Linked DNA regions of Mus musculus: region 2 is linked to region 1. The links are chromatin contacts, found by POLR2A ChIA-PET in ENCODE. All regions are on one chromosome and are shown on one strand. Each heading gives the region's core, a stretch centred on a gene start or an enhancer-like site at or near the end of the contact. The rest is flanking DNA. Distances are from core to core; before and after follow the strand shown. Region 1 holds the start of Rprd2 (regulation of nuclear pre-mRNA domain containing 2). Region 2 holds the start of Mcl1 (myeloid cell leukemia sequence 1).

Region 1 (5,301 bases), core at 496-2,995:
CAGCCAGGGCTATACAGAGAAACCCTGTCTCAAAAGACCAAAATGATAATAATAATAATAATAAAAAAGACTAGCTAATCCTGTCCTTTCTCTCGAATATCCTTCTCAACAGTATATTTCAAAGAACCACAGAACAACTGTCTTAAATACAAAAGATTTTAAATTTGGGGCCTATAATTTTGAAGTTTTATCCACTTGTTCACTAACAAGTAAACTCAAAAAATATTATAGAAGCGAAGACAGACATGGAATAAGAAAACTGTTAACTGAGTACCACTGGCAAGAGGCTATATAGATAGGAAGCAAACAACTTGAATAAATATGTATGGAGTTGGGGTTATAATTGCTTAAAATTTACTGGGTAGAACAAGCTGGCCTCAAACTTTCAGCAATCCTCCTGCCTCAGCCTCTGAAACGACATGGGCCACCACGCCCAGTTTAACAATTCATATTTTAGAAGACCTCTTTTCTGTATTAAAGCAGTGTTGTGGGGAGAACCACACAGGTTGAAAAAAAAAAGTATACTTGAGATGGGGGTTATATCTAAAACAGATAAATATATTTTAAAATTCACATTTCCCATTTTGATTGCCTATGCAAACAAACTCAATTCTGTAAAGTGTGCTTCAGGAGATTAAAAAGTGGCCGGATATATTTTATACTTCGGTACCAATGATGATTACAGTCTCGCAGTTGTGTCTCGTCAGTATCCCGTGGTCTGTATTTTAGTGTTGCAAACACAGGTAAAAGGAAAACAGGTGGTCGCCTCACAGCTCTGTAGAGTTCCTATTGCTTCACATTCATCCAGGGAAAGCCTCCTTAAAACACACGCCAAGTTTCACCCACAGTCATCAAGAGAAGGCCCCTTTCTAGACATATCCCAAGTTTCACGTCGGCGGAAAACACTGCCTGGTCTAACATATTTCAGGGAAGTGGACAGCTTAAACCATGGCTTGACTAGCCAACAGGAAACCCAGAGATCATTAACACGTCAAGGCCTGTAAGAAATAAACGGACGCGACCATTTCCGTGAAGGTTCAGGATAATCAACAACACACCTTCCAGGGCTCGGAAGGAAACGCGAAAATCTCTACGGGTCTAGGCCCAACGGCCCAAGGTCACGCCAAATGTGAGGCTGAAAAATTCCAAGCAATGAGCCCCCTGCAGAGCAGGGCAACCGTGCCTAGGATGGAGTCTGGGCTAGGGAACACTCGCGCCCGATCTTTAATGTGAACCCCAACTGAATGCAGCAGCTCGGTGGGCAAACCCCAGAGTGTTTTGGGGGCCGCATTTTCTCCATCTCTCCAGCCTCCCCCTTCCTAGTCGCCCCCACACTCACATCTCCGGAGCCACTTCATCCAATGGTAGACGATTGTACTGTGGTGTTTCTTGTTTTCTATACACCAGGACGACAAGCCTTGAATGGATTCCATGGTGTTGGTCACCGACTGGAATTTTCGATCCAACGAAGACTCCAGGGCCCCTGCGGACGAGGCCGACGAGGAGGAGGCCTTACTGCTGCCTCCGCCGCCGCCGGCCGCCATCTTCCCCGGTTTGCACAAGCGCCTCTGGTCCTCTGGCGGCGGCGGCGGCGGCGGCGGCGGGAGCGGGCAAAACAATCAGTGCGAGTGCGTGAAAGCAGCAGGAGGGGAGGGCGGCCAGGGGGTGGGGACGCTGCACGCGCTAGGCTCCTCTGGCGGCAGGAGGGCTAGCTGCTGGGCGCGCTGGCGGCTCCCACACGCTGCGAGGAGGGGCCGCGGCCGCGGAGGACTGTCAGTATGGCTCGGGGGTGGTGTTTAAACCGGGAGTCGGGAGACGACTACGGAGGAGACAGAACCTGCGACGGCGCCGACAACTAAGGCTTTTAGCCTCTACGCTCCTCAACTCTTAAGGCCCTTCCCTCATCCCGTTGGCCAAATTCCGGTGAGCCCAGGGCGGCCTTGGTACCGAAGACGAAACGCTACTCCGCCGTCCCTTCGGCTGCAGAGAGCTTTGCCTTTAGATTTTCTACCACAGGAAAGGCCCAAAGCTACCTAGGCAGAAAATTTTCTTTCTTTTTTTTTTTTTCTTTTCTTTTTTTTTTTTTTCTTTTTTCTTTTTTTTTTTTTTTTTTGCAACGCAATAGCAGCAATAGACCAGCAGAAGAAATGCGCACGCGCACGGAAGCCCCGCCCCTCCGCTTCCTCCTCAATCTTGAGCACGGGGGCCGAGGGGGCGTGATGGCGCTGCGATTCGACCAATCAGGGAAGGGGGTCGGAGAAGCGCGTCGGGACCTGAAGGCGGAGGAGGCGCTGCGTCTCTCTGTGCGCCTGCGCGTTAGGTCTGCGCCTAGCGGGTTGGGAGGAAAACCTGGGGAGGCAGGATTGAGGCGCTCCGGAGCCTAGGACGTTACTAGACCCCAGTTCAGTGCTCGGCCCTGCTTTTGGCTTCATGGCGGGGTTGCTCCCTGGGAGCCTTTAATTCACACTAGGATGGGAAATGCCCACCGTTCTGTGGCTACTGTTTTTGACAGCTGCAGCTGCGTTCCCTGCCACCCCGCCATCGGGGACCTACACGCGACAAAATGGCTGGCACGTCTTGCGGAGTGGGGGAAGACGCGCATGCGTCAGGCCCTGTTAGCTGTTCTCTAGGCACTCCTTGACTAACCTATGCTACACGCCCGACTGCGATGACACCGTTCACAGCCAGCCGACCGACTGCATTCTAGAAAGAGGGAATAAAAGTTAAACGAAAATTTCTCTGAAAAGTCTTCGAAGCGAGGAAAGAGTAATTGACAAGGTGTGGCTTCTTTGCTAGGTAGTAACATCACAATTTCGTAATGCGTTATAGGTTTGTTTTTGTTTTTTCGAGACAAGGTTTTTCTGTGTAGCCCTGGCCGTCCTGGAACTCACTCTGTAGACCAGGCTGGCCTCGAACTCAGAAATCCACCTGCCTCTGCCTCCCAAGTGCTGGGATTAAAGACGTGCACCACCACTGCCCTGTGCGTTACAGTTTACAAGAGTCTTGAGTATTGTGTTTATTAGCACAGCCTCAAATTAACCATTATGGGCTGGAGAGATGGCTCAGCACGTAGGAGCACTGACTGCTCTTCCAAAGGTCCTGAGTTAAAATCCCAGCAACCACATGGTGGCTCACAATCATCCTTAATAAGATCTGACGCCCTCTCTGGTGTGTCTGAAGACAGCTACAGTGTACTTAGATATAATAATAAAGAAAATCTTTTTAAAAAATTAACCATTACATTCTCATCTGCCTGTGTGAATCTTTTGAGAAGATTGGACGTTCATGTATTCCTATTGAACACAGGAACTTCATTTTAATTATGCCAACTCAACGGAAAGGTTTTTGAGGCAAGGAGCCTGTTTCATCATTTAAAATTAATATCTCTGTGCCAAGAACTGTTTTAGGATTAGGGAAATGATGGCAAAGCAGACAAAAATTACTCCGCCTTGATTTGGTATCAGGACCAAACCACAAGCATGTGTCAGGGAGTAAGGAGTCATAAAGAGGTATGGAGTAAGATTAAAGGAGAAAGACTGTGTATATGAATAATGGTGTGATCCAGTTTTTAAAAAGAGATTGAGAAAAAAGCAACCAAGCACATATGAGGGGAGGGAAGAAGAGCTGGCAAAAGAACACCAAGTGCTGAGTCCCTAAACCAGGACTGTTGAAACATTTTAGAGGAAGAAGAAGGAAGCCAGTGTGACTGGCAGAGGATGAGAAAGCCACTAAGATAAGAGACAGAAGAGGTGAGAAGCAAAGAGGGCTCATGTAGGGCATTGAAAGCCACTGTACTGACTTTGGGTTTGTTTTTGTTTCTTTTGAGCTAAAGTTTCTCTGTGTAGCCCTGGCTATCCTGAAACTTGCTCTGTAGAGTCTGGCCTCCAATTCAGGAGATCCTATCTCCTTGCCTTCCAAGTGCTGAGGTGGGTTTTTTGTTGTTGTTGTTTGTTTGTTTGTTTTGGTTTTCCGAGACAGGGTTTCTCTGTGCAGTCTTGGCTGTCCTGGAACTCTGTAGACCAGGCTGGCCTTGAACTCGGAAATCCACCTGCCTCTGTCTCCCAAGCGCTGAAATTAAAGGTGTGAGCCACTACTGCCCTGCCAAAGTGCTGAGATTTAAAAGCCTGTCTGCACTTTGGATTCTCTTTCTTTCTTCCAAGCTTTGATTTTTATTACTTATAAAAAGCTGCATATTTATTTTGCTTTCTGACTCTGTACTTGTGCTTTCACCACAATTTTCTGCTCCTCAATAAGGAAAGCCAGCTTGATCCTGTTCCAGACACACTTAGCTCACACACGGAATCACCATAGACAGAGGTCCTAAAATTCAGTTTCCAACAACCACATGAAGGCTCACAGCCATCTGTATAGCTACAGTGTACTCATATACATATTTATTAATAAATCTTGTTTTAAATTTTACAACACTTTTAAAGACCTTAATGATCCTACAATCAAGTTCTCATTCTCTGCAATGAACATTCTGATGAGCTGAATGGAAGTTTGGTATTCCAAATAGAAAAGAGCTGTGGAAAGAAGGAACAACTAACAGCAGATTGTTTTCAAGTTATTTTCCTTCCAAGGTTAAAAGCAGGACTTCCTTATCATACCAGCTGAAAATGACCTGCTTGGAGATTTCACTCTTACCTCTTTACTGGTTTCTTGGGAGATTAAAATAAACAAGTTTCACTTGATCACGTAGGCCTTTAATGTGACTCCATTTTGATTTGGTTGAGCAATAGCCAGCCTTCGGTAAATTCTAACCATCTTTAAATGAAACAGTAAGCAAACTCTTTTAATGGGGGGGGGGATCATTTTTGGGGCAGGTATGTCTGTCTATGTCTGTGTTCATTTACTCTTACATGCAAGGGGAGGACTTCACAGATCTTGCTGTTTTATCCCTTGTTGTTTTGCCTGTGGCCAGCAAGCTCCAGCCATCCTCCTATCTCTACCCTATAGAAGCTGGGCTTCTGGATTTAGACTCTAGCTGCCACACCTGGCTCGCCTTTTTTCTTTTTTTTTTTTTTTTTTCTTCCCAAAGAAATAGTCTAATTGTGCTGGGCAGTGGTGGTGCATGCCTTTAATCCCAGCACTTGGAAGGCAGAGGCAGGCGGATTTCTGAGTTGCAGCCTGGGCTACAGAGAGTTCCAGGACAGCCAGGACTACAGAGAAACCCTGTCTCGAAAAACAAAACAAGCAAAAACAAACAAACAAACAAACAAACAAAGAAAAGTCTCACTGTGTAGTCTTGCCTGGCTTGGAAGTGTGTAAACCTGGGCTGGGCTTTAAAGAGAAACACGC
Region 2 (5,861 bases), core at 1,874-4,373, 160 kb before region 1:
AGAAACTCATGGTAGCCCAGGCTGGCCTCAGAGTCATTATGTAATAGTGACGGAAGATGGCCTTGGACTCCTGCCCTGCTGCCTAACAAGCACTGGCGGAGTCCAGGGATAAGTCACCCCTCCTAGCACCAGCATTTGTTTTTGTTTTGTTTTTGTTTCTGAGAGACAGAGACTCTCTCTGTGACTTAGGCTAGCTTTGGATGTTGAAACCCGGGTCTTCATTATTCTGGGCTTACAGCTATGCACACTACAGCCATCCAGAACATTATGACTTGACTACCGTACTGCAGGAGACTCAGCTATTCCTTTGTCTCTAGTCCCCTCTGTTGATTCATCCTAACCCCACAATTAGTAATGAAACTGAATTAGAACGTACATCATGGTGCTCAGTGTCCTGTTTCCCAACTGCTTACGTGAGTCCAAACCCATATGAGGTCTGTGGGGCAACCTTGGAAGAAACAGGAGAATTAATTAGCTCAAGGCTATCCTCAGCTACACAGCAAGTTCAAGACCAGCCAAGGCTACATGTGATCCTGTCTCTCAAAGCATTAAAAGGGGTGGCCAGATGGTTCAGGGGTCAAGCTAGCAGGCTGCTCTTCCAGAGAACCCAAGTTCAGTTTCCAGCACCTAAGCTAGCTGCCTCACAGGCCTCTGACTTCCAGATGCATCTGCACACATGCACATCATTTAAAGTGATTTTTTTTAAGTCCATGCTGAATCTGCAGCTGGTGTCCTGACTGTAAGAATGCAGCAGGCCGAGGCAGGAAGATGGCTTCCAATTGGGGACCAACCTGGGCAAACCTTTCTCTTCCATAAAGCTTTCCTATAGGTCATCAAACACAAATGAATTCTGCTGCTCGGTTACAACATGTCATTCATATATATATATATATATATATATATATATATATATATATATGTCTCCCATCTCAGATTGTGGTTACTTGTTTTGGGATTAAAAGTTCCTTACAGAAATATTTTAGTCACTACAACTGCAAAATGCTTCTCTCCATACTCCCTGCCACATCCTATAAACTAGGATTTTAGATCTTCTCCTACAAATAATCATATGGTTCCCTGTCTCCTTACTTACTGTAGTTTAATGTTTATCTATTTATATCAGGCAGTGGTGGTGCATGCCTTTAATTCTAATACTTGGGAGGCAGAAGCAGGCAGATCTCTGTGAGTTCAAGGCCAGCTTGGTCTACAGAACAAGTTCCAGAGCAGCTGGGGCTACACAGAGTAACCCTGTCTCTAAAAACTGAAACAAAAATGTATAGATTTAATGCATATGTGGATGTCAGGAACAGTGGTTAGGAGCCCGTTTCTTTCCCTTCCAGCACATGGGTTCCAGGGTTTGGCAGCAATTGTCTTTACTTGCTGGACCATCATCTATCTCCCCATGTCTTTTGTTTTGAGCCTCCCAAGTTCTGGAACTGAAGGTATGCAGCCAATTTACAGGGTTTTAAACCCAAGGTTTTATGTTAGGCAAGCATTCTCCAAGTAAGCCACATTTCCAGCTTGCCACTTACTTATCTATCTATCTATCTATCTATCTATCTATCTGGTTTGAGACAGGGTCTCAACCTTTTAACCCTGGCTGATGGGCGCTTCCTATGTAGACCAAGTGTCTTAGTTTGGGTCTCTGTTGCTATGGCAAAGCACCACAACCAAAAGCAGCTTGGGAGAAAAGGGTTCATTGGGCTTAGCTTGCTTCCACATTACTGTTCATCACTGAAGGACATCAGGACAGGAACTCAAACGGGGCAGGAACCTAGAGGCAGAGGCCATGGGCAGGAGCTGCTAACTGGCTTGTTTCCCATGGCTTGCTCAGCCTGTTTTCTTACAGAACCCAGGACCGCCAGTCCATGGAATTCCAGCTTGTGTCAAGTTGATATTAAGTCTAACCAGTCCACCAAAGATCTTCACCGTTTTATATGGTGCTGGGGATCAACCCAGGACTTCTACAAGGGTAGGCAAATTCTCTACCAACTGAGTTACTCCCGTAACCATCCTTTGTTCATTTTAGACAGCAGGCTCATCATGTAGCCAAAAATGAGTTTTAAATTGAGTCTCTTGCCTCTGCCTCCCCAGGCCTGGGCAAGCTCTTCTGCCAATTGAGCTATAGGCCTAGCCACCATAAATGGCTCATATTTTAGACTTTTACTGTTTGGGGATAGGGTAGGGAGCTAGGCTCTTCTGGCAGCCAGAGGTCAACTCTGGAAAGTGGTCTCACTCCTTCATTGTTAGGTGGGTTCTGTGTATTGAACTCAGGTCTTTAGGGCTGGGTTTCAGGAGCCTTTCACCAGTTGAATCTTTCACAGGCTCCACATAAATAACCCCTTAATAGCTGTCCATGAAAAGTCATTTTGGCCAGGCAGTGTGGGGCACGCCTTTAATTCCAGCACTCGGGAGGCAGAGGCAGGAGGATTTCTGAGTTTGAGGCCAGCCTGATCTACAGAGTGAGTTCCAGTGCAGCCAGGGCTACACAGAGAAACCCTGTCTCGAAAAACAAAAAAACAAAAACAAAAAACAAAAAACAAAAAAAACCGGAACGGAAAGTCATTTTGGAACACAGGGAGTGAGGGCTCACAGTAGAAAAATGACAGAGCAGGACTCCCCCTAACTTTTAAGCAAATCAATGGTTAATATTCCTTTGTGTATGAGACTGGAGATGCCCTCCCTGGTTTGCTCTTCCAGGGTTTAACTCCCAGCACCCACCTGGAGGCAGGCACACAACCACAAATACACACAAACAAAAAAGTGTTTAAGACTGGTATGTTATAAAAACACAGCAGGTAGTGCAACGAGAAAGGCTAAGGCAGGACTGCCTAACGTTAGGACCAGCCTGGGCTATGCAGAGTTCCAGGGCAGCTTGAAATTCAAAAACCGACACAGATCAGCAGGCGTTCCCGAGCAGGAACCATTCCCCGGGAAGCCAAGCACTTGGCCAGCCGGGCTGAGAGTTGTACCGGACAAAAAAGCACAATCCGTCCGCGAGCCAAGGCCAGGTACCGCGCTCCGCCAACCGTAGCCGCGGAAGCCGCGAGAGCGCTCCGGCCGGAAGAGGCGCGGAGTGGCCGGGCCAGCCCTCCGGAAACGCCCGCCCCTTTCCCCTTTTACGGGAAGTCCTCGCCTGCGTCAGCACGGCCCTAAGGCGGCGGCAGGGAACGGCCTTCCTCACTCCTGACTTCCGCCTGCCTCCGGTCTGGAGTCGCGGCCTTCCCCGCTCCTTCCCCTCAGCCTGCGGCGTCCGACCATGTTTGGCCTGCGGAGAAACGCGGTCATCGGCTTGAACCTGTACTGCGGCGGCGCCAGCCTCGGCGCGGGCGGCGGTTCTCCGGCAGGGGCGCGCCTGGTGGCCGAGGAGGCCAAGGCGCGGCGCGAGGGGGGAGGGGAGGCCGCCCTGCTGCCCGGCGCGCGGGTGGTCGCCCGGCCGCCGCCCGTGGGCGCCGAGGACCCCGACGTCACCGCGTCGGCCGAAAGGCGGCTGCATAAGTCGCCCGGCCTCCTCGCCGTGCCGCCCGAGGAGATGGCCGCGTCGGCCGCCGCCGCCATCGTGTCTCCGGAGGAGGAACTGGACGGCTGCGAGCCGGAGGCCATCGGCAAGCGCCCGGCCGTGCTGCCCCTCCTGGAGCGCGTGAGCGAGGCGGCCAAGAGCTCCGGGGCCGACGGCTCTCTGCCCTCCACGCCGCCGCCGCCCGAGGAGGAAGAGGACGACCTATACCGCCAGTCGCTGGAGATCATCTCGCGCTACTTGCGGGAGCAGGCGACCGGCTCCAAGGACTCGAAGCCTCTGGGCGAGGCGGGCGCGGCGGGCCGGAGAGCGCTGGAGACCCTGCGGCGCGTGGGCGACGGCGTGCAGCGCAACCACGAGACGGCCTTCCAGGGTAAGCGGCGCCCGGGCCGGGCCGGGCCGTGCGGGAAGAGGGAAGAGCCGGAGCCTGGCTCTGCAACCAGAATTTTCTGGCTGTGAGTCATTGTTTCCGCCCATCTGGCTGTTGGGTTCAAAGACCGGAAAGGGTGGGATGTCACTGTCGGCGTGGGGTCTGCCTGACTGCTCTAGAGCCGGGAGAGCACGGTCCCCTCGTCGTGGGTGGGCAGAAGGGTAGTGCCCCGCTGCAGACAAAGGAGGCCATGAGGTTTCTTGCTTTTCTTCTCAGGCATGCTCCGGAAACTGGACATTAAAAACGAAGGCGATGTTAAATCTTTTTCTCGAGTAATGGTCCATGTTTTCAAAGATGGCGTAACAAACTGGGGCAGGATTGTGACTCTTATTTCTTTCGGTGCCTTTGTGGCCAAACACTTAAAGAGCGTAAACCAAGAAAGCTTCATCGAACCATTAGCAGAAACTATCACAGATGTTCTTGTAAGGACGAAACGGGACTGGCTTGTCAAACAAAGAGGCTGGGTAAGTTCGTCTTGTGATATAAAGGGACCGTGGAGTGGAAATGGGGTGCAGGATTTTGTGAAGGAGAAGGCACCTAGAGGGTTTTTACAAAGTTTCTCTCCGGTTTCAGATTTAATTTATGTATCTCTTGTTGCATGATGTTGGTCGTTGTAGGTGGTAGGTCCAGAGAAAAACTCATTATGACGGTCTTGAATTGTACCAAAAGGTCTTGTATTCTGTAGGTTGTACTTCTAATTCAGTTGGATAATCTTCAGAGCAGTGGATTCAAACCGTGAAGAAGTAAGAGTCACCTGTGATGACTAAATTACATCCCCCTCATTTTAATCAAATGGATAAGGGGTAGAGCCTGCATTTTAGAAGTTAATACCCAAATACACCAGCTCTGGTGTAAGGTGCACTCATTCTCATTAGGAAATACCCATGGGAGAAATACTACATGGGGATGGATCCAAAGAGTGGTTGGTTATGGGCCCTGCTCAGTCTGTGCAAAAATAATTGAGGTGCAATACAACTGCTGTAAGGTAACTGTTGTGTGGTTACTCACTGGAAAGAACTCCAGAAGTGTCTCTTGCATCCCAGAAGTAGGTAATTGGTTCACCATTGTTTGGGGGATATTTTAATTCACCGTTTCTCTGTATGTAGTGTTACAACAGCAGAAACCCATACTTGAAAATGTGCTTTTCTTTTTTGTTTTCTAGGATGGGTTTGTGGAGTTCTTCCACGTACAGGACCTAGAAGGCGGCATCAGAAATGTGCTGCTGGCTTTTGCGGGTGTTGCTGGAGTAGGGGCTGGTCTGGCATATCTAATAAGATAGCCTTGTGAGTGCAATAGGGGACTCTTAAAGCTCCAGCCACCAAACTACATGCATCTGTGAAAACATGTGTATTTATGAAGGTGGACTTGAAGCTGCCCAGGATTTTAACAGTCCAGTTCTACTGTAGCAACATAGCAAAAAGAAAGTGGCTACAGGATTGTGGCTAACAAGAATAAATACATGGGAAAAGTGCTCCCCCTGGAAGAGTCACTGTCTGAATGAAGCAAAGTTCCCTCTCAGCAAACACTGAGAGGCCATGGAGAAGGACTTCTAGAATGAATGAAAGGGGTGGATGGAAAGGTTTGATTTCCTATCTAGAGATGGAAGAGGGGCCAGTCATCAGGCTAGTCACAAAGCTCAATAAATATCCATTACTCTGCTCAGAGTGTTGAGAGAGAAGCCCTAATTAACAACGTTGGTGACTTGTGTAAAATGGATTTGTAACCTACAAGTCACCAAACGATGACTAGAAGCTGCAGTGCTGTACAGGAATGTGAAGGGAGGCCTCTGAGCAGTCCAGGGTGTGCTTGACAAAGTCCCAAGTGCTCAGGACTTTTAGCCCTGTCTACTTTGGCTTGGTTTGGATGATTCTTAAGTTTATTAGCCTAGTGATGGCCAAAAAGTACTTGACTTAA

The links. ChIA-PET counts read pairs that join two places held with the same protein, here RNA polymerase II (POLR2A).
Region 2: POLR2A ChIA-PET joins it to region 1 with 67 read pairs in Patski. The contact joins the promoter of Mcl1 here to the promoter of Rprd2 in region 1. POLR2A ChIA-PET finds 5 or more read pairs at or near these places in 3 of 5 experiments (Patski and embryonic stem cell).

The regions. Positions count from the first base shown.
Region 1 is chr3:95,817,208-95,822,508 of GRCm38, forward strand. Rprd2 (regulation of nuclear pre-mRNA domain containing 2) reads right to left here and starts at 1,746. Exons shown (of 11, transcript NM_001368178.1): 1 at 1,340-1,746. The coding sequence starts at 1,544. It overlaps Gm29948 (a long non-coding RNA gene), which reads left to right and starts at 1,673. Exons shown (of 2, transcript XR_375854.4): 1 at 1,673-1,923; 2 at 2,513-4,694.
Region 2 is chr3:95,655,598-95,661,458 of GRCm38, forward strand. It overlaps Mcl1 (myeloid cell leukemia sequence 1), which reads left to right and starts at 3,124. Exons shown (of 3, transcript NM_008562.3): 1 at 3,124-3,890; 2 at 4,164-4,411; 3 at 5,110-5,861. The coding sequence starts at 3,260. The coding sequence ends at 5,226. RefSeq lists a cis regulatory region at 1-188.